2 separate regions of the Mus musculus genome follow, and region 2 is linked to region 1. The links are chromatin loops, found by intact Hi-C in ENCODE. Cell type or tissue: left cerebral cortex. All regions are shown on one strand. Links, peaks and the distances in the headings refer to the core of each region. The heading gives the core; the rest is flanking DNA. Region 1 overlaps Col11a1 (collagen, type XI, alpha 1). Region 2 holds the start of Gm40124 (a long non-coding RNA gene).

Region 1 (12,008 bases), core at 2,170-10,169:
CAGGAAGAGAATAAAAGGATTAAGCAAAGAAAATGATGGTAGAAATGAAGATAAAGTACTGTGAAGATGATTAACACGGCTTAAGTAGGAGAAAGAAGATAAAATGAAAACAGGCTTCTAAATATGGCGTCTTGTGCGCTATGGTGATGCTTCAGAGCATTGTGGAGAACAAAGGTGGCCTTAAAAACATGAGCTCTGCACTGTTTCTCTGCAGTTTACACACACGTTCAGGAATACAAGGGAAACTAAACTGGCACTTGTTCACAGCCTATTATTTCATAATGTGACAGAGCTGTGCAAAGTCACTATTAGCCCATGAAATGACATCTTTTCATTTTTACTTGGTATTCTTTATCACTGAAAAATTCAAGTCTCGTGGAGTACATAAATCATACTGAATATAATGTATATGAAATTGAAGGTTATTTTATAATTAATTATTAAATGAGAGACTGAATAAGAAGACAAATTCAAACCATAACTTTTCCAGTTTTTTTTTCTGTTGATGACTTTCTTTTGCTTACAGTTCTGATTTATGTTGTAAAGAGGTAAGATAGTTCCTTATCTCCTGCCAGAGCAAATCCCTCCAAACTCCTTCATCCTTCTACTTCAGCACTCATCAGTGCCTGCAGTTAGCAGAAAACAGGCACTGACTGCTTTGATGGACACCTGTTTATTTTCTCTTCCCCACACCATGTGGGATCACAGAATGAGAGTGATGACAGAGGAGCTGTAATGTGCAAATGTGGACAACATGGCTATCTATTATCTTCATACTTACAACTGGACCCTGTGGGCCCTGGGGACCTTCTCCTCCTTTCAGCCCAGGTGCACCCTGAAAAAGTGAGAACACAATGCCATTGAATTCATGTGAATTCATGATAAGGAGGTAATGTAAGACTGACAAAATGGAAATTACATATTTTCTGAAACAAACACATGACGGGTATGTACATGAGGCCCCAGGGAGTTTAGATGTCAGGTGGGGTTGGGGTGGGATGTACGGACATCCTTGTGGAGACAGGGGATGGGGAGGAGGTATGGGATGTGTAACAGTCAGAGGGTGGATGGGGTGGGGTGGGGAATAAAATCTGTAGTGTAAAAAAATAAATTTTTAAAAAGATTATGATATATATGTATATCATTATATATATTATGTATATATATATATTTGTGTGTATATATTATGTATATATATATATATATATCCTTATTTGCTAAGCTCAGAGATAAAAAGCTTCTGAGCAAAAGCTTTATCTATATGCTTGACATATGTGTTGACTTTACCTGGGCTCCAGGAAGGCCTCTTTCACCTGGGAAACCGCGTATTCCTGCTGGTCCATCTTTTCCTGAGATACCTTGAGGCCCGGGATCACCCTGAGAGATATCATACACGTAATCTGCAAAGTGTAATTTCTACACAGGTTTCTATGAACAAAAACAGTATCTTCTACAGTTAATTAAAGAAAACGTGAAAGTAGAACTTGGATGTCATTTAATTAAAAGGCTGTCATTAGGAGTCCCATACATATTAAAATAAACAATGATACCCAGATGTAAGAGTATACACAAAACGGTGGCATTACGGTTGGTTAAACGATTCTTGAGTTATTATTTAAGAATTATAAGTGCACACTAAATTTCTCCATGGAATGCTGCTCTGATGTTGAGAACTATGGAAAAGCACAGGACTCCCGTGGGAAATGATGGGAAGTCCACCGAAGCTTTGAGTCAGAAAATGGCCTTGAGCTTGTGGTACCTTTGCACCTTCTTTCCCTGCAGCACCGGGAAGTCCTTGCTCGCCAGGAGGACCAGGAGGGCCGGGATGGCCACGTTCACCTATAGGACCAGTCTCACCAGTTGGTCCCTAAATCAAACAAGCAAAGCCATATTACAGTGTCCATTCATTTGGGGCAAATAAATAGACAGCAAACTCAAAGATTACTCTCTTTCATGAAATCATTTTCCTTTATTTTTGTGATGGGCAACAGAACACCTGCTAGAACATAATGAAAGGAGTGTATCTGGCAAATGTTTGGAAAGCTTACCATAGTCTTGGTGAGAATAGCCAGATGTGCTAGAGAACTACATGTAGTATGCAAGGATAATTTCTTTTTCCAATACTAGAATCACTTGACAGGGAGGCTAGCTGGGTTACTCTTTAAAACATGGTACTATAAATGACAGTTTCATCATATTCCTCTTTTGATATGAGGTATCAAATGAACTTTACAATATAGAGGCATTGATACCACTCCAGAGCATACGTACTCAAGAGATCACTCGCTGCTTGCTAATAGCTCAGTGTCCCTTGGGATCCCAAGCAAATGAAGCAGTTGTCTTTGAAATTTCATTGAAACAAGCATCCCCTTACAAATAGTTAATTCAAATTCATTTGACCAAGTCTAAGGTGGGACAGTAAGGAATCTTCAAGTGCAGTCCATGAGTTTGCCCTTGAAACTATACTAAAAAGCCAGCTGCCTGAAGTTACAGGAAATGCTGAGGGGAAATTCCGGGTCATCTATTTGTCCTGTAAAACTGGGGTAAGAAAAGCTTTCAGTGTATAGAGGAAATGATGGCCAGCTGCCCTCTGTTGCCACAGCAAAATGAACACTTTAAACATTTAAACATAATTAAATAATTTAAGACATACTGAGAAAAATTCTAGCAGCTGGGACTATTAAAAACCAGAACACAATATTGTGGTTGCTTGTGGGATAACATCCCCAAAATACAATATGTTTTTTGGTTTTGATGTGGGAAAAGAAAACAACATGTGTCTCCACTTTTTGATATTTCCACATTTAAATTCCCTTATCTGTAATTATGGAAACTCTTTAACTTATTAATATGGACACATTTTTCCAAAGTCATTCTTAACTATATAATGAGTACAAAGCCAATTTGTATGTCTTGAGAAATTGTTTTAAGCTAATTAATAATGATAATGATAATAAATATACATTATTTGTTAAATTTTCAAACATTTAAGTTAGTTTACTAGAGATTTAAAAAAGAAAAATCACTAGGATAATAAGGAGACATACCTGTGGTCCTACCACACCTCCTGGTCCAGGGGGACCTGTCTTGCCTTGAAATCCCTAAGAAAGTAAAGTACAATGAATAAAAGTTATACATCAATAAAGCAAAAAATCAAAAATCTGCAAAATAATTGAATAACATGTTAAACAAAAGTCTCATTTGGACTAAAAATTATTAATTTCAAGTGTCATGAGACACTGTATTTATTTCTATAAATGTCCAAAATATTCTATTTTCATTTTTACATCAAAGTACAATTAGTAAATAATTAGTATTTATTTCAATAAAATAAAACCCTGTCTATAAAAGGGAGATTGGAGAAAACCATTTTTATCACTGCTGTATCACATCCAGCAATATATGGAAATTTAAATAAGCAATGTTTATAGATGATATGTAAAATGTATTTATGGAGATAGTAATTTGCATGATTAATAATCATTTTAGCATTAACAGTATTATTTCTTACAGTTTTCAAATAATCCAATCAATAAATATGAGCTGGTTGATGTGACTGGTGAGCAATGTTCAATATATCAGCTTTTGGGAATATGGTCTAGGATATACATTTCTCCAGGTTCATAGATTATTTTTCCTATATGATTTGATCATGATACATTTCTTTCTAAAGCCATATAATCTGCATTTGAAAGTTGGGGATACATGTGCAGAAAAAAAAAGAAGAAAAAAAAAACCTAAAAGAAAACTGGAGGGAGACATTTTCCAAATAAAAGGAAATCGTGTTTGCAATGCTTTCAATCGGTAAAATATAGAAAGAGTATAAACAAACAAAGCAGAAACAAATGGAAATTGGTCATTCTTCTTTTGTACCACAACTTAAGAAAGATTATGATTGAATTATTTACAACAAAAATATAGGTAAGTAAATAAGTCTGAACTTTTATTATTGCAGTTTATATTACAGGGAAAGGAAGTACATGTTTCCTTTTTAAAAACTGACTTAAGACCATGAGACCTTCTACTTGCCCTACACTCTCAATAGCAAGACTAAGTCTTTCTGAAGAATATTATCAGAGAATGTATTTAATATTTTCTAGTTATCACATTGAAACAATGGGTGAGTTTGAAAATCAATGATCAGACTATCTACTATGTCCATGCCCATAAAAATACATATTTACATGTTTGTATATCATATAAATTATTATGCATACAATATATGTGAAGATATAAATATATACATGTATGCACATATACATAATACTCCCTGGATTATGTCAATAACCTCTATTAATGCAATTATACACACCATACCGATAAACTCTAACATCTTCCCCATACTATAAATTGCTCATGTGTTCTGAACCCTGATCTATACTGAGAGGCCTCAATTGAACATTACTAATAACATCTGGAAACATTTCATCTCAGCATGGAGAGAGATTCCTGACTATGATTCTCCAGCCATTTTTCTGTATGATACATGGATGCTTTGGATAATAATTTTAAAAACAAAGGTCCTTTCAGTTCACAGGCTTCCCTCAGTGCTCATGGGGAGAATCTGGTCCATCTTGTGAGTATTTAACATGCAACCTTCTCTAGCTTGCCCTATTGAGACATCCAAGCTATAACCAATTATTTTCTTAACAACTTCAGAATCTAAGTCAGTTCTCTCAGTTGTCCACATTACCTAGAACCACCACCACAAACAAGTTAATCTAATCAACTAGGTGATATATATACTTTCCACAAAGTATCAACTTAGTAACTGCAACTTTTGATGACATTTAGAAATGGGGGATTTTAATTATTAATTCTCTAGCTATTGATTCTTCAAAAGACACTTTGGAGTTATACTCTGGGGGTCCATGACTTTTATAAAACTGTTGGCTGCAAGATTTGCATAAGAGTATCTTGACAGATTCGAGTGAGTGTTATTTTTAGAGAATAATTTTCTATCTCTGGAGATAGCATTTCCAAGGATAAATTTTATTCTTTGGTCCCAATATGTATTTCTTGATATTCTTTTACCAATTTTAGACTAAATATTCCAGGTAAAACTAAGACTCCTTAAATCAAGAATTATGAGGTAGTGACCAAAACAGCAATTAGAATTCTCCTGATGAAAAACTTTTCCCACTGCAGAAAATTAATAACAGTTTAGTCTTGTCATGATGCACTGGCATCCAATTGTAAACATGTTTTAATGTTAGCAGAATGCAGTGATATGGTTCTTTACAAAACAGTCAAAGGTAGTCTGTGTCCTGGTTTCCTTGAGAAAAGTAAATAAAATTAGCTAACCATGAGACCCAATGATTGATTCCAAGAAATCATGGCCAACAGTGAAGATTTCTGATTAGAATAACAACCCACTGAGCTAGATAGACATGGAGTTTAAGAGTAACAAAATAAGGAAATAAACAAACACAGCAGCCCACCAGGGGACCTTCATCTGCCCAAGAATTCCAACATAAGGAAAGCTGTTCAATTAGGTGACAGTGGTATTTCCCACAGATTATACAAATCAAATTATAATTTTCTACCTACATATTCCTATTAGCCATGAGACATAGTTTCAAGTCAATTATTTCCTTACAATTCCCATTTCAGACAATATCTCATCCTCTTAGTCTGGTAGAATCATATTGCTTTATGTATAGGACTTGTGATAGTATGTTTTCCTTAGATCATTGAGTACTGAGAAGTTTTGGTGGAATGGATCTATGAACAAACTTTAGTAGAGGGGCCCAGGTGGCTATCTTGTAAAGGTATTTCAAATATGAGATCATGTTTATTAGCTCATTTTAAGAATGCTAGTAATAATAATAAAATCATAATAACAAGCATCCTAGTTTTCTAAGTGAACTTGATAAAGTCAACACTTGGGTCTATATATGAATTCGCTAAAATATTTTAATAAAAAGCTCATTGGCCACAGATGGGAAAATATGTAGAAACTCACAGCCAAACATTATGTAGAGTCTAAATGGGAGGACTCTCTCAAATCCATCCTCTGAGAACTCAAGGAATTTCACGGAGATTTTAAAAACCATAAAAGAAGGAGGACACTGGGAGAACAAGTATAGAGGAGTTTTAATCCAGCAACATGACTGCTCTGGCAAGTGATCACATCTATAGACCTTCTAGGTCTACATGACCTGGCTGGAATAACACACCTTTAATCCCTCTGACTGAAATATAGACAAACCCTCAGTACACATCTTTAAACCAAACAATGAAGGTAAGTGTAGAAGCCATGTTTGGAAGTGACATCTAATTGAAAGGCAATGAGTTGAATCAGAAATGGATTAAACAGAACAAGTCAGAGATAAGATATGGCCTACTCTCAGGAGAAGAAACAGGAAAGAGAGGCTACTTAAGAGCAGCAAGATAGACGAGAGAGAGAGAGAGAGAGAGAGAGAGAGAGAGAGAGAGAGAGAGAGAACAGTCCAAAGAAAAGAAAGAGAGAAAATAAAGCAATTTATTTCACCAATTTTCAACTCACAATTTAACTTTTAATAATAAAAAAGACTTTTCTTTGAAACTTTGTAGTTTGAGACATAGAAATTTTCAATCCAATGAATAATAATAATAGTAATAATGTTGATAGTGATGATAATAATAGTAATAATAAATTGGAGTCACTTACAGTCTCACCACGCTGCCCAGGGTGTCCTGGTAGCCCATCTTTCCCAGCAGGGCCCTGGAATAACAAACATTAAATAACTGAGTCTCATGAATACTGCTCCCATGTTATAGCCCGAGGGTAACAATTAAGATAACCATCTTGCATTATATAGCAAACTGCATTTTGATGGTTTTATTTTTATATAAAGTGATATTTAGTTGATTTTTATATACACTTGCTTGTGAATTGCCTCTTCAATGAAAACCAGAGACAATGGGAACTCTGTAAAACTGTATACAGGGCACTTTGCATTTCAGTGTAATTTTTCATTTGCATATGTATTTTAAGAACATATAAGCATAATTTTGTAGTTTTACTTCAGTAAAAACATTAGTTATCCAGACTTGACAATAAAATGTGTTTTTTTTCCTATTTTCTATTTTTGAAATCCATTCACAATTGAATTCCACGGAACTGAAATGTGGATAAGAGAGAAAGCTAGTGTCCTCTAGTGGTCATCGACTTTCTGACAAAAAGGAGGAACAAATGCTAAATTGCAAAATCATTTCACCTGTCACACTGTCTTAGTACACTAAAAACAAAACAAACACGAACAAAAAGCAAACAAACAAAATACCCACCAATGTTTAGTTCTAGAGTCATCTGGAATAAATGTTAAGTTTTTTGACATACCTCTAAGAAGTAAAATGAAAGCTAGGGAAAATGACTACTACATGACTGCCTTTTGCAAAGGGAGCTGTTTGCTATGTCTGAAGAAAGAAATGAAGCAATTTACTGCAGGTTAAAAAAATGCAGAATCAATGAAAAATTGGATATTTTTCCCTAAAATCTGCTTGTAAGGACTCTACAATCTAAATATTTAATAGTGACTGACTGATTCTCTCAAATGGCTTTTAGACTAGACTCCTCAGAAGCCATTCAGCATCAGTTCACTTTTCAAAATATACTCAGTAGATGTATAAAAACATTCTCTCTATTCTGAATAAATGGAAATATATAGCCATTTTAATCAAGATATCTTAATGCCTAGCACACCACCCCTTGTTTCTGTTAATTATTTAGATAATGTTATCTTCAAAGGTCTATTTTTATACTTGCTAATATCTAGCCAGTTTGAACAAAAGTCTATGACTTAAAAAAGAACACACTCATGGTCACCTTTTTCCCACTTTGAATTGACCACTAGAATGGCTGGCTGGCATGCTTCAGGGCTGCTTCTGGCAGTGTTCCAAACGATTTCTGCTACCTGATCCCTTCCATCTCGACACATTTATTTTAAAATGGCAGTTCATGTGATCAAAGCTTGCTGATGGTTTTTATTGTGTCTAAGATCAGCAAGATAATTCCACTGCCAATCACATGCACAAAGCATGAGGAGTGTTAATAAACAGCCCAAACATTTTGTAAAATAATTTTTATTTTCTTTTAAGGGTATACATCAGTTACCTCTGTATTAGCTATTAGGTGTATATTAGCTGCATAATGAAATATGCAGCTTTACCCACAGCTTAGAGAGGCACAGAAACACATAGTTAATTGCTGGTAGATTGATCTGGTTGTAGCTTTGCAAAACAGCATATTAAAACCCTTCTGTATCACCACTGTTTTAACACAAATGGAGAAATGTGTTATCAATCTGAGGACATTATAAAGTTTTCAGACTGATACGGTGTTACATAAGGAATAATACATATACATGGCTTCTTTCCCAGGAAACTAAAATGTTATCAAATATGCACACAGTAATAACTGAGAGACCTATACATGTTTCTTGATAAGCCTATGAGTGTAAGCAGTAAGTAGCTTGCTCCTTACTGGTACAAATTATATTTAAATTAGCAAAATGATCATCTTTTGAGATAGTGATCTTAGATTTAAATGATTCTATCTTGGAATGAACACATCATGGCTTTTAATGGAGTTCCTAGAGAGTTTGAGGAATAGAGTTAATGGGCCAAAGAGCAATATCATCAAGCTTTGCCTTGAAGTAAGTACACATTTCAAAATTATGCAGTATATTTAAAATAACTGTTTTGACTCTACATTACTAATCAATAAAATAAAACCAACTTATTTCCCAGCAGGTTCATAACACTGATTTTAAGATAATATATTATATATCAAAAAAGGTTCATCCTTCAGTGGTGTTGAGAGACTAATGAAGGAGCAAACTTCATTTACATGAAGATTTGCATGTTCCTCTTGGGCCTCTGTGCTTAAAGGTGTCTCCTCCCTTCTAACTGACAATGAATTTTGATCCTCCTAAAAATAGATTTACATGCAACATGATAGCCAAGTTAAAAATGTTAATACTGGTTCTTAAATTATATAACTATGTAGTACTAAAATGTGCTAACATTGACATTAAACAGCTGCATTCAGTTGATTCTTATCCTGGAATTTCAATATTTGGGAGACAGAGACAGGAGAAAGGAGTTGAGTCCAGTAAAGCCTACATTATAGTGTTGAGACCACATCTTGAAGGAAAGACTAACAAAAGAATGGAGAGAGAGAGAGAGAGAGAGAGTAAAGGAGGAAGGAAGGGATGTAGGAGAGATGGAGGAGTGGCAGAAGGAAATAGGAAGAGAGGGAGTAAGAGGGAGTATGAGAGGGAAGGAAACAACCAAAAAAACAAACCTCAAAAAAACAAATGAGTGCCTAAAATTGGTGTGAAATTTACAGATTCTGAATGAAATATCCCAAGCCCCAAATATTTGTATGTTTCTAGACAATTTTTTTTAACACAAGGCAAACTAATTACTTGTAGGCAAACTAATTACTTGTAGTTTATCTCTCGAGTTAAATACTACATGTCTGTTTCAAAAACCAGACTTTCCTGTCAAATGTTATGCAATAATGTCAGAAAATGGCAGAGACTTTTATTTCAAGCTGTACAAATTTGTTTGTCAGAAAATATTATATAATAATTCTGCTTAAAGTAACATCTGTTCAATCAAACTATATAGTTAAATATAAGATTATCACTGTATCTCTAATGCCTGGCAGTAAAGAATGTAAGTGCATGACCAATATGGAAAGCTTACTGAAGACACCGTCAAGAAAAGGCTGAAAGATAGGAACAAAAATGAGTCCAATGCTTTGTTTAACAACAAGACTATACTATAAGGGATGCAGGTTATAACAATGCAAATGAATAAATATATATGAAAAAACCTATACATATCATTGAATGATTTTGGAAAAAACCATCTAAATACATGATATCAAAATACTTAATGAAATGCTCACAAAAATATGCATGTGCAAATTTAATAACTATGATTTCACTTTAATATGAAGTACTACATAGAGTTTATTGTTCATGTAAATAAAATAACAGATAGTGCATAAGAAATTCCCATCCATCAGTGGAAAGAGAGGCCCCTTGGTCTTGCAAACTTTATATGCCTCAGTACAGGGGAACGCCAGGGCCAAGAAGTAGGAGTGGGTGGGTGGGGGAGTGGGTGAGGGTATGGGGGACTTTTAGGATAGCATTGCAAATGTAAATGAAGAAAATACCTAATTAAAAAAAAAAAGAAATCTGTTCAGCCACGACTCTGAGGGCATATGAAGTTATTTCTTGACAAATTTAAAATGATAAACAGAATATTTTAGTTTTAAAACATACTAAAACACCACCTAAATTACCAAAAAAAGTTTGAAAATGTGTCCATATTTAACATTTCATTTGTGTTTATATTTCAAGATGACTAATTTATCAGACTAGCTTATTAAAGTCTGAGAAGGACTGTCTAGCCTAGATTATAGCAATGGTTCACAAACTTTAGCCCTGGTCAGACAGCATGGTCAGACCATGACTAGGACATCTCTCCCGAGACAGAGAGAGAAAAATCTAAGTAGATTATATCTTCAACAATGTCCAAAGTGCTGCTCCTTGTGGGGACAGAATATATTTCATAATCTCTGAACCAAGCAGGTGTATAAATTCATGATAATTTACATTAAGAAAGTGAATGACAGACAGAAAATAAGTAAACTGACCCTAACTGATAGTCTTTTAAGTATTTATCTCTGAAAACAAAGTATTCTCAATAACTTTGTGTGAGTTAATAGTGATAACAGTCAAAAGGCACTGAACTAGGTAAATTTCATACAAATTTCTCAGAACCTACCACAGCTTGGCATGGTAGCATATGCCATTAATCGTAGCATTCAGAAAGCAAAAGTAGACAGAAATCTATGTAAAAGGTAGCCTGTACTACATAGTGAGTTCAGGCCACCCAGATCTACATAGTGAAAAATTCAAATGCAAATACATTATAGAAATAAAATTGTGACAATAAATTTTAAGTGGTCTCTTAAGTAACACAGCATTGGGAGAGATTTAGGATGTGCCCATTAAAGAAGCATGAAAGATTCCATTTGATTATGGAAGAAAACAGGAAAATTCTAGCATGTAATATATGCTCTATTTAACAATTATTTTCAGTTTTATACATGAGTTGATTGTAAAAGTGACTGAGAAACAACAATTATACTACTCAAGTTCTTACTTAATATGCTCTTTAACAGAAGATATCTAAATTATGTTCCCAAAACATACGTGAACTGAAAAGACTAAAATTGTACTCTTTAATATTTGAATTCAAAATTACTTTAAGGATTTTTTATAATAATTACATTTTGAGGTATTAAAATTGGAAGCTATCACTATCAAGCATGAAAATATCATTGAATAAAGCAAAAGAGAATCTGTTACACTTACAGGGGGGCCTTTTGGTCCAGGGAATCCAACTGGACCTTGAGGTCCTTGAGGGCCCTGAAAACAAAAAGCATTAGAGGAATTTAAGGATAAATTTTCATGGTTATTTCTTTATACTCTGTGATTCATTTTATCAGATGAAACACTAAAGCAATGAATTTCCTCATCTTAGTCACAAAAGCACAGCAATATGAGTATGACCAACCTAACCTAGAACTGAAATGACTTCTATCTATGAGAAACTGCACACCACACTAATGTTCTTATCTCAAGAGAACTGTGAATATTTACAGTTCATATTAAAATGCTAATATTCCTACACAAGATGTATACATCTGGTTCAAGGAAGAGAGGACAGGTAGTAGAGTCATCACAAACCTTAAAAGTATTAGCAAGCAAGTGTGGTCACCTCAGCTGGCACATACAATACTGGCCTTGACAATAGTCAGTCATGCAAGACAGATGGGCTCATGGGGTGGCTTCTTACTGAATTCTGGGCTACTGAGAGAATTTGGGAGACTGGGATTCATGATCATACTGTAAGCCCTGCTGAGCCCAACAGGTGCTAAGAGACAGCTCCAAACCAAGCTGCTTTCCATAGATATGCTAGTTACTCACAGTGGGTGACAAAGG
Region 2 (12,008 bases), core at 1,564-9,563, 1.5 Mb before region 1:
TATCAAGATTAGTACATGTCTAGACTGTTCAATTTGCATAGTTCTAAACATAATGGTAAAAACCAACACTTGGAGTTTTTTTAATATACATACTTGAGACTTGATTTTAAATACATGTATATTCTAGGCATGTTTTCTGCATATGTTCACTGATTTCATTTTCTTGGGGACACTGTAGGTAGATGGATTACTCGGTTTTGTTTTAGAGATGAGAGCTCATGTAGCCCAGGCTAGCTTCAAACTCTTTCTGTAGCTAAAAATGATCTCAAAGTTCTTTTTTGTTTTCCTGTATGTGTGTTTGTATTGTGCATGCATGTACACATGTTCTCATGTGTATGAATACATGTGTGCACGTTCCTTGATACATCTCCACCTTATTTATTGAGGCAAGATCTCTTACTGAACCCTGGAACTTGACAATTGTGGCAAATCTAGATAGTTTTCTTTGGGGTTCTGTCTCTGCCTCCTGAGGACTGGGATCCCAAGGGTCTGCCCCATTGGATGCTGGAATCCAAACTCCAATTCTAAAACTCATGTAGTAAGTTCCCCATTCACGGAGCTTTCTCTCCAGCCCTGACTTTGAACTTCTCATCCTCCTATCTCAGTCTCCTGAGTTCTGGGATACAGGGCTCTGCCTGGTCAATGTGGAGTGGGGATGGAGCCCAGGGCTTTCTGTATGCTAGGAAGTACTCTAACCACTGAGATACACCCCTAGTCTCTAGATATAATTATTATGGGGGAATTCTGTATAGGGAAGAAGCTGATTAATCCATCCAAAATCTCACAGGCAGTAGAAGACATCAATCTTTGTAACTGTCAGGGAGGTAGAGGACACTGTCTTCATTTATGAAGAGAAATCTAAGTCTCCAAAATATTAAACAGAGCTGATGAGAAAGCTCAACAGGTCTAAGAGTGTGCTGTATAGTCCTGGTAACCTCAGCTCTGTCTTCAGGACCCACATGAAAAAAGTAGGTATAGCGGAATATATCTGTCTGTACTCTCAACACTCCTACTGCAAGATGGGAGACTTGCCTTGAGGGGAAGCCAGCCTGGAGAGCACAGATCAGCAGGAACTTGAGAGCCTGTTTCAACAAGGTAGGGGATTGAACTGAAGCAAGAGTCTGGCTCAAAAAGTCTGGAGGACAGAATTGAATCCCCAGAGTATTTTTTCAATTTTTTTATTAGACATTTTCTTCATTTACATTTCCAATGCTAACCGGAAAGTTTCCTATACCCTCCCCTACCCACCCACTCCCAGCCTCAGCGGTCCCCTGTACTGGGGCATATAAAGTTTGCAAGACCAAGGGGGCCTCCCTTCCCAATGATGGCCAACTAGGCCATCTTCTGCTACATATGCAGCTAGAGACACAAGCTCTGGGGTTACTGGTTAGTTCATATTGTTGTTCCACCTATAGGATTGCAGATCCCTTTAGCTCCTTGGGTACTTTTTCTAGCTCCTCCATTGGGGGCCCTGTGTTCCATCCAATAGCTGACTGTGAGCATCCACTTCTGTATTTGCCAGGCATTGTTCTTGGACCTCCATGAATGCTACCCCCAACTGAATGACAAAATAATAAATAAGAGAAAAAAATGAAATGTTAGCTTTTCCCGATATGCCTATGTAGTAAAGCGATCAGTCTGGAATTCCAGTTCAGTGATATCAATTACCATTGGAACATCACATGATTCCACTCATTCTCAGTGGCAGTGGTGTCAACAGCAAACTGCTGGCCTCTTTTGTCAAGCTATGAAGAAAGGGGGAGAACTTTGCCTGGCAATTAATTCCAGAACCAGGCAAAATGCATTTTATCTCTAGAATCCCACGCCCTTCTCTTTTAAACTTATTATAGTGACTGTGATTCAAGCTCAATACATTTCCTGGAAATGAGTGTCTGTTTTCTGACTTAATTGTATGACATTCACAATTGGGTCAGAGAGTGGCCTGGCTGGCTGTGACCTCCCAGGAAATACCTCGTGAACTGATCATAGCTGCCCAGAGAAGAGTATCTCCCGGCTCATGTTTCTATGTGTGTTCCTGGAGGACTTTGGAAAGTCAATTTGATTCATTTCTCAGGCTGGGAAATGTTCCACGGTTTCTGCCCCGTTAGGCACATGTCTCTTGATAATGTGTCCCGGATGAGATCAGACACCTCCTCCTGGAGAGACTGTGCAACCTGCTTTGCTTCAGGCAGCACAGCCGAATGGCCATTACTCACTAAATAATGAAACGACCTTTTCTATTCACTCAGGATCTTGAAACTTGTTTTTAAATATAGGTTCTCCTCCATTGGGAAGGCTGACATGGCCCTGATTAAAGACGACCTATGAACCCCATGCTCTGTTAGCTGTCCCTGAAGTCCCAGAGTTCTAGAGAAGCCTAGGGCCATAGAAAATGGACCTTACTCTAAGCTGTCTCTGACAGGAGGAGCTAAAACAGAGTTACTGCCTAGTTCAATATATACCCCTTGGTCTGCTCGGACTAAAACCTTTTGCCTTCAGAGTCAGATGGAACAATACTTGTGCATTATGGGACAAGTCTAAAACCCTATAATGAAGGAAACAGAGGCAACCTGGACCTCATAGAGAGTCCTCACTCAAAATTAACGAGGACTTGGGTTTCTCTTTTGGAGGTGTTTTGCAAGCATGTCTGAAGGCCACACCCCTTTGCTGTTCAGGTTATTTCAACAAGTTGTATTTCAAGTAGGCATGGTGGCCACATCTATAATCTCCCAGCACATGTGAGGGTGAAGCAGGATGGTTGTCAGGTGTTAGGAAGCATTCTTGGGCTTCAGAGTAGATTCCAGGGACAGACAGCATCAAGGATATCCAATTCAAATCTGAAACAAGCCAGATTCTAATACTGCAAGGTGGATTTGAGCCATCAGGAACATGCAATATATGGTGGGTTTGGGGGGTAGATTCCTTGGTTAACACCAAAGAGCCCTTCTGAGTGATGTGAACTACTCTGTTCTCCACTGAGATGAGCTATTCTCCTCTTCTGAGAATTGTTTTGTGTGATGTACGTGTATATGTAGTTGTGGCATGTATAGTTGGTGTTTTTTTTTTTTTTTTTGAGACATAATCTTTGTATCTTCATTTACTATGACATTCACTATGTAGTCCAGGCTGGCCTTGAACTCACAGCAATCCTCCTGATTACATGTCCCAAATCTTCTGACTACAGGCATAAGCTACCATAACTTCTGGGTTATCATGAGAACCCTCAAGGAATTTCAGCTTGTGAGGCACATGTATCTTGAAAATGTGTCCCGGATGAGATCAGACACCTTCTCGTAGCACGCCTACGTAAGCTGGGGCAAAACAAGGAGCACATCTGATATCTTGTCATAAGCACTGTGTGTGACTTGCTAGAGGACAGGAGGCAGAGATATTTGGAAGATATTCAAGTTGTTTTTTTTTTTTCCCAACTCACCTCATCTTGAGGGTCTTTTAGGTCATGGATGGTGTACTGAAAGCAAAAGGACAAAGGTGAAAAGGTCACATTTCCCTGGGGGGCAAGCATCTAGAGGAGTTGGTGGCTCCTGGGTCGCATCTTGAGGAGGCACCACTTAGGAACTAGGCAGTGCCACAATGAGTTGCCATAAACTCAATTGTCTTGGAAGTTGGTTGAGTCTGCGTATGGCACTCTGGAATAACTGTATCCTAGCATTTCAGAAAACAAGAACAGGTCATAGACTCTAGAAAGAATTCCCCTCTCACTCTTGACCCCAGCTCCCGAGTACTCTATAAAGTCCAACTGGCTTGGCCTTAAAATAGCTCATAAAACCCTTGTGCCAGAGCGATGTCATATTGTTATTTCTGGAAACACAAATACATAGAAAGAAGTCTGAGCATATATGCCTGGCTAGGTTCCCTACAGTTTACTATCAGCTCATACCTCCTTGTTCGTAAGAACACACAGGTTTTCCTGTACCTCTGAGTCTTAATGTCTCTCCTTTCCTCCCCTCTGTTTCTTCCTCCATCCTCTCTCCCCCTCCCTTCCTCCTTTCCTCTCTCCCTTTCTCTCTCTATTCTTCCCTCCCTCCTTCCAGTCTTTCCCTCCCACATCTTTCTCCTAGGTCACACATAGCCCAGATTGGCCTTGAGTCCTCTATGAGGGTGTGGATGACCTGGGTGACCATGGATTCCCAATCCCCCTGCCTCTGTCTCCCAAGTGGTGGGTAGACGATGTCCTGTGGAGGCTTAGTTTCTGAAGGCTCCTGGGCCACATCAAACTTTTTTTTTAAAGAATTATTTATTTTATGAATATGAGTACATTGCTGCTATCTCCAGACACACCAGAAGAGGGCATCAGATCCCATTACAGATGGTTTTGAGCCACCATGTGGTTGCTGGGAATTGAATTCAGGACCTCTGGAAGTGCAGTCAGTGCTCTTAACCATCTCTGAGCCATCTCTCCAGCTCCCACATCAAACTTTTATTAAGTAACTATGTACTCATTTCTCTAATTAATCTATCTTTTGATGTAGGGTTCTTAGTCACGAAATTCACGATGGTGAAGATAAGTCTTTTCTCCAACATCTAAGCTGAATCCTGACAGACGAGACCAAGTTGTTCAAATAAGTGTGCTGGTGAGACGTATCAGAGGCTCAGGTAGCTGACACACAGGTGCAAAGGGTCAAAAGGGGAGAGGGAAGTTATAATTAGAGCGGGCAGAGCATAAAATGAGAAGAAAGGGGAAGTTCAGGGGTGTGACTGCATTGCCAAGCCCAAAGAGCCTTCCCCAGGGCAATGAGAATCCAGCAGATGGTTAAAGCAACAAGCAAAGATTTAGCTTTCTTACAGTTGCCCCTGCCCACTGCACAGTCCTTCCAGCCATTGAAGTCTCATAGGCCATGTTTCGATCACTGGGTGCTTGTGTGCAGTGGTTCATATGGGAGGCGGGAGTTGCTGAATGGATGGGATCAGAAGGTGGGGATGGGCGCTGCTTGCTGAGTCAGCCATCTCAGCAGTGTTTGGAGGCACACACGCTTGCTTTTCCTCTTAGGTGGCAGGGATGGGAGTGATTGACATCTGACTTGTATTAGGGTTACAGCTCAATACATTGTGCTTTAATGGATAGTGCACTGGCTTCTGGGTAAGAGACCCGTGTTCATGACACTGATGGAGTTCAGAACACACTTCCTAAATATAGGCGCCTGGGCATGTGATAAAATGCTGGCGACAGCATATCATGACATGAATGGAGTCTTCCTTTTTTATCTTACTTGACAAAGATCCTAAAACCTACAAAGAGTTTTCTGGCCTTTCTCCCAGGAAGGTTATGGGATGGATTGTCAATCTTTACTGGAAACAAAGAAGCTGAAGACACAAGGGGTCTCAACAGGACAGCGTTTCCCCTTCTTTATTATCTTTAGGTCGGAGCTCCTGTCCCATCCTGATTTCCACCACTGTCCCCTCTTCTTCACACCAACACAGTAAAATACACAGATTTTAGGGTCTGGAGAGGTGACTCAGGGGTTAAGAGCGTATTGTTGTTTCAGAGGACGGGAGTTTGATTTCCAGCGCCAGTGTCAGTTGCTTCACAACAGAACTCCAGCTCTAAGGAATCTATTCCTCTGATCTCTGCCTTCATGCACACAGACATACATGATTAAAAAAACCAAAATAATTATTTAAAGAACGCACAGGTTGGGGCTGGTGAGATGGCTGAGCGGGTAAGAGCGCTGACTGCTCTTCCAAAGGTCCTGAGTTCAAATCCCAGACACCACATGGTGGCTTACAACCATGTGTATCGCTACAGTGTACTCATAAAATAAACAAATAAATCTTAAAAAAAAGAACACACAGGTTACCCTACTGCAGTGGACTTCCATTCTGAAAATTCTGAGGTCACATGAACTCGTATTACATAAGTTGGTATGCTTTCTCTTGTTAATATTTGTTACAGTGGCTCCACTCATGAACCTAGTGTGAGGGAACGCTTCACTTCTTACAACACCCTAGCAAGAGCCACGTTCTTCATTTTGCTCATTTCCCAGAGTCCTTCTCCTACAGACTAAGGACCAGCGGCTTAGTAAAATGCTCTCTCATCCTGCCCAGTGACTTGTGGACAAGGAAGTGGTTCTGAGAGTAGTGCTTTTGCCAACTTGCCTGGGAACTCGCTAGAAATGCAAATTATTGTGCTCCACCCAAGACGCAGTGGAAACTCTGTGGGTGGAACCGAGGCTTCTAGCTTTTAGGAGTCCTCCAAGAGACTCTGGCTAATGTTAAAGCTTGATGAGTATATTTAAGGGGGTAAACTTTAATAAAAAAAGTTGCTGAACCAAACAAAATTAATCTTCTCAGATCTCCTCTCCGAAGTTCCGCGGCTTCACCAGGAGAGGGCGACCGCGGACCTGCCTTTTGCCTTCCCAAACTGCAGAGCCCAATGCGATGGTAAACAGCAGCCACAGCAAGTTCCATCCATTGCCCAAGTAAATCACAAAATATATAAAAAGAGACTTCAAAAGGCAGCGGTATCAAAGCGGCAGTTAAAGAGAAGGAGACATCCAAAGTCACAGCTGCATCGACGGAGGAGGCTGCTTCAGCATCTAGGATTCGGAAGCATTTAGGGATGAATTTTTCCTCCCCCCCCCCCCCCCCAGTATTTCTCCGAGTCCCTTTCCTTTGATATACATGAGCCTCTCGACTTTCCTTTGTTCTTTTCCCACGCGTCAGGTTTTCATAAAGTTTTTCGAGTTGATGAGCTCCCACCACCACCACCCCCACCCCCGCCCGAAAAGACGTTAGATCCGCAGCACCAGCAGCTGCGGTTTTGGATCTGCAATGCTCTGCAGCCTTAGCCAGGTTCACCGCCGAGTGCAAGCAGGGAATGTCTCTCCACCCAACTTCCTCCGTAGGACCCCACCACCTTCCGCACTGAAAATATTTTGATGTCTGGTGTGGCCTGTGTGCCCTGCTCCTTTCTCCTCTACTCTGGACCTGTCTCATTGCTTCAGGCCCATTTCCTGCACCAGGGGATTTTTTTTTCCTCCCACAAGAGCCAAGGGGTAGGGGGTGCGAGGAAGAGTGAAGGAGACTTCCCAGTCTTCTCTCTGCTTGGCCTGCATATCCGGTCTTTATAATGAGGCACACCAAGGCCAGGAAATAGGGGCCCGGGTAAGGGGTACAGATGTCTTGAAGGTTTGCACTTGTCTTAACTGTCTCCGGAACAAAATGTGAAACTCCTCCAAAGAATGGGCTGTACTTGTAATAGGCGTCTTACAGTGCGTGTTCATGAAATGTAGTTTAGGGAATCCTAGGCAATTATATTCCGCACACTTCAGGCCAAAACAAGTTAAAAGATTCTCCCTTCAGAAAAGTGTAATTAAAACAACAACAGCAACGGCAGTGAGGCTTCATTTCCTTAAATTTGTTTAAAAATTTTTAATTAAGTTTTTTGACAGGACATTTATATCGTTTTCTCTAAGGTCCAGGGAACACCCAGGAAGGAGAAGCGGAAAGCATTCAGGGCAGGAAGATTGGGGGGTGGGGGTGGGGGGACGACTGGGAGGAGCTGGGAAACGCTATCTTCTGGGCACAGGAATGTCAAAAGGTGATATCACAGCACAGAGGACTGCCAGCACGGGATTGCACAACACTGGGCTTATCAACAGCTAACCACGGACAGGAAAAGGTTCTCAGTGACTGGTGGATTCTGGGAAGGGATAGTCATTGTCTTCAGTTGTGTACCCAAGGTGAGCCAGCTAGGCTCCAGAGGAGAGTTCTGCAGACACACAGATAGCCCTGGTTAAAATCAGTGGTTCACAAAACAGAACAATATACCAGGAGCTGGTAAGGGACTTGTACGGAGGAGAGGGAGGGATGGGAGAGTAAGAGAGGGTGGAAGGGATGCAAGTAACCAAATGAACTATGTACTTGTATGAAACTGTCAGGAAATAGATTCAACTAATAGAAAGGAAGAGAGAAAGAATACAATGGGAGGAATATTTGGGGGTGGAAGGACACTAACAAAAGATTGCTGGGTGACAGGCTTTATTTATTTATTTATTTATTTATTTATTTTATTGGTAGAGATCTGAATATCTATATAACCCAGACAGGGAATGAACAACACATCAAAGTTTGGTGAACCAATGGCTTTTTTATTGGTGTTACTTGCAGGAGTATGGTGAGCAGTTACAGAAAGAAACCACTCAAAGAAAGCTGCATCACAAAACTCCATCTCAGGGTGGGAGCCAGTTCTGGGAAGCTGCAGGACACTAGCTCACCAGGTGAGGGAGTCCCCTTTTCAGGTGATCTAAGCCTCTTAAGGAAGCTCAGCTGTTTTTTTGTTTCTTCTAGTTTGGCTGATCTCTGAGTCTGCTAGTCTTATTTCTGCTTTTTTCCAGGTACCTGGGCTTGTCTGAGAGTTACTTTTAGTGTGTGTGTGTGTGTGTTTGGAGCGGGAGGGACCCAGTGAATCTGGTCAGTTTCAGGAACTTCCTAAAGCTAGCTTGAGCTGCTTACTTCCGGTCTTAATGATCTTCCATGCAGGACAGAATGGGTCAATCTGGAGGATATTTCTACATAGCAAAGAGAAAGGGGGAAGATGGAAGACAGCAATAGGAGTGGAAAGATATGCTCTTACACAAACATAGGCACATACACAAATATACACACAAATATATTAAAAAATATCACAAAGAAAACCACTTCTTTGTGTGCTAATAAAAATCAATTAAAAACTTAAAAATGATTATATACGTACATTTATATGTATATGTATATATATATATATGAATTGGGTTTTTTCTTTTTTGAGACTTTGCTTATCTATGTATCCTGGCTTGGATTTGCCTTTTAGGCCAGTCTGGCTTTGCACTTCCTGGGCACCTGCTTTTTCATTCATTTTTAACATTAGCATATAAAGTAATGTGTTTCATTATCATTTTCAATTTAGACTCGCAGAGCATTTCCTGCTCTGAGGACGCCACAGTGGGGAAGGGGTTTGCCTGTCGATATAAGAAGTATAAGAAGCCATATTTTATAGCTTTAAGGCTGTATGAGATTCCTTCTCAATTTATAGTGAGATCTTCACACATCTATTCTAAATGCAAGTTCAAATGGAAATGCTTCACGGCTCCCAGCCAGCGGAAGAGAGAGGGAAAGGAAGGATATAATAATTTAAGCCTGGTTCTATGCTGACAGATTCGAGGCAATAGGCACACAGGCAGCTTTACCTTTCAGGGCCAGGCAGCTTCCAGGTTTAGGGGTGCTTATGAAAATGAGGATTTGCGAGTGCTGAGTGGCTATCTTGACTTTCGAGTAAGAGGGCAGGACATATTGATGGCTCATTCAAGGATGCTCCACAGCGCTCCTGATTTGTCATTGTGAGACAATCAGGTTCTTTCTTTTCTGGTGGTTTGTCTACTGCTATGCTTTGTTTCATTTCTGTTGTTCTCGTGCAATGTTCTAAAATTCTGAGACTGTCTGAAGGCAAGATGAAGATTCAGGGAAAATTGGGGGAATAAGAAAAGAGAGAGGAGAGCCACGTAAGGAGGCATCTGGTTGATGCCTCTCACCAGGAACTGCTCAAGAATTCCAGCTTAAGACCATTGACCCTTTCCAGGCACACAGCTGAAAACTCCCAGGAACCACACAAGAAACCCACTTATTTACGGGCAAAGGAGCTGTGTTAACCCTCTTGGGCAACCTTATTTGTTTCTGGTTTCATCCGATTATATTTCCATGCAAAGCACCTGTGATGGTTTGTATATCCTTGGACCAGGGAGTGGCACCATCTGAAGGTGTGGCCTTGTTGGAATAGGTGTGACCTGGTTGGAATGGGTGTGTCACTGTGGGTGTGGGTATAAGATCCTCACCTTAGTTACCTGGAAGTCGGTCTTCCAATAGCAGCCTTTGGATGAAGACATAGAACTCTCGGCTCCTCCTGCACTATGCCTGCCTGGATACTGCCATGCTCCCACCTTGATGATAATAGACTGAACCTCTGAACCTGTAAGCCAGCCCCAATTAAATGTTGTTTTTTTATAAGACTTGCCTTGGTCATGGTGTCTGTTCACAGCAGTAAAACCCTAACTAAGACAACACCTTTGGAGTTGCCTTCTCTATCAGTCACTCTTACCAAAGGGAGAGGGGTGGGGGTTTCTTGGCACCAATATAAAATGTAACTTGAGAGCCACCAACACGGTCTACATAGCTAATGCTCAGGCAATTACTGGCCTCCTCTCCCTTGAGAAGTACTTGGTACTGCTTACGTCACCCCATGTGCCTTTGGGAAGCACGTTGCCCCGCTTTGTATGTCAAACTTTATTCCGAGAGCCCCTCTTTTGTTGAGCCCTTCTGTATAACCCTGGATTAAAATATCTCTAATAAAATCCTCAACTTATTTCCTAATCTGATAAGCCCTGAAATTATTTTCATCTTCAAAGCTACAAAACCAAGTCTGGCTTGAGTTAGATCCTTAAGAATTAGGAGAACTTTTCGATGTACTGATGGTCACAGTGTGAAGAAATGTCTCTCCCCTCGCTGTCGTCTCTTTCTTTTCTAGGTAACAGAGAATTATCTTTTTTACTTTCATTTGGCCAGGGTCTCTGGAAACACCACAGCCATCAAGTGTCCATCTACGAGAGGCAAGAAGGCCGTTCAGTTCAAGAGGACTCAGTAGTCGGTGTTGGTTCTAACTTCAGAAGTCTGACCTCCAATGATTTATTTTAGGCATGTTTAAGTGCAGCACACTTTGGAAAACAATTTCCTGGTGATAATTAACTCAGTTACAGTTACACAAAGCATTAGACCTGACTACATTGAAACTCTTCGTGAAGTACAAGTGACACTGTCCGTAAAGATTAACTGAGAGAACATGCTCAAATTAGGAGTCTGAGGGGAGGGGAGTGCCATAGATTGATCGAGACAAACAAGGTCAAGATTAGAGTCTGGGAAAAAGGAGCTGGCATGGCCTGGCCACACAGATAGTGCAAAGGTCACCAGGGTATCAACCAAGTGTGCTTCCAGCCTCCTAGGTGGGAAACAGCGTGTATATCTCTTTCTTTGAAGAGACACCTTGTGTTTAACATTTCTGGTTCCCCAAGTGCTTTTAAGTGAACATAAGGACCTATATGACTCCTATGCCATTTCATGGTCAATTTTAAGGACTGCGGGTCAAGATATTTTCCTTTCATTTTAAGGCAATGAAATAACATCTTCCATAGTATGTGCAAAATTAAGGGTTGGCTAATTGTAACTAAGGGAGGTGGGCACTTTTAGGATATAACTTCTACAATTGTGTGTGTCTGTTGAGGGAACTACATAAAACATTGAAAAGTACCTACTAACATCTTATTTCTGTTGTTTTGGTTAAGAAGATCTTTTGTAGAATACTGCAGTGTGAGGTTTGGGAATGTGGCTTGATTGGTAGGCTTCTCGCCTAGGAAGCAGGAAGCCCTAAAGTGTTAACCCCGGTGTGGTGGCACACATCAGTAATCCCACAACCCAGGAAGTAGAGTTAGGAATATCAGAAGCTCAAGAGCATCCTTGACTGTACAAGGACTTCAGTTTGGGCCAAAGACACTGTCAAAGGAAGGAAAAGAAAGAACGGAAGAGAAGAAGGAAGGAAGGAGGGGAGGAAGGAAAGAAGGAAAGAAGAAAAGAAGGAAGACAGGAATGAAAAACTTCATGAGGAACCAGCCAGGGTCTGGAGAGAATCATCACAGTAAATTCTCTTTGGAGAAGCCCTCCTGTCTGCTGTTTGTCCTTCCAGACATGAACCTTAATTTACTCACATCTTCAGAGCGGCTTATTCTCCCACAGCACAGAAGGCATGGAGGAGTTCGAGGTAGCCCTCTTCACATGACGGTGGATTGAGAAGTAGACAGTGCACAGACCTGGGGGCTAGGCTATTAACCTTCGAGGCCTCTCCCCAGTGATCAACTTCTCGAGCCAGGCTCTATGTCTTTAAAGCTCCACAGACTGTCAAAGCCGTGCCTCCAGCCGCAGCAGCCGTGTTAAAATCATGAGTTCATGAGCAGGCCTTTCAGACTCAC

The links. Hi-C counts contacts between places; a loop is a spot of excess contacts. Peaks named below come from ENCODE experiments on the same cell type or tissue, not always from the same donor. Only the 100,000 strongest peaks of a DNase experiment are listed, where the experiment ranks them.
Region 2: a loop joins it to region 1, with 6 times the contacts of the local background. A loop is called at or near these places in 5 of 42 quality-filtered maps.

Annotation. Positions count from the first base shown.
Region 1 is chr3:114,142,468-114,154,475 of GRCm38, reverse strand. Col11a1 (collagen, type XI, alpha 1) reads right to left here. Exons shown (of 67, transcript NM_007729.3): 36 at 11,379-11,432; 37 at 6,653-6,706; 38 at 3,048-3,101; 39 at 1,760-1,867; 40 at 1,288-1,377; 41 at 782-835. Among named protein-coding and RNA genes, the nearest start is that of Col11a1, 120 kb to the right of the region's middle. In left cerebral cortex, for the core only: a CTCF peak has its summit at 7,132 (motif pointing left); a DNase peak (open chromatin) is centred at 7,158.
Region 2 is chr3:115,637,227-115,649,234 of GRCm38, reverse strand. It overlaps Gm40124 (a long non-coding RNA gene), which reads left to right and starts at 7,509. Exons shown (of 3, transcript XR_867569.1): 1 at 7,509-7,797; 2 at 8,128-8,237; 3 at 10,555-12,008. In left cerebral cortex, for the core only: CTCF peaks have their summits at 4,314 (motif pointing right) and 6,345 (motif pointing right); DNase peaks (open chromatin) are centred at 6,370, 6,810, 7,116 and 9,091; H3K4me3 peaks cover 1,092 bases; H3K27ac peaks cover 727 bases.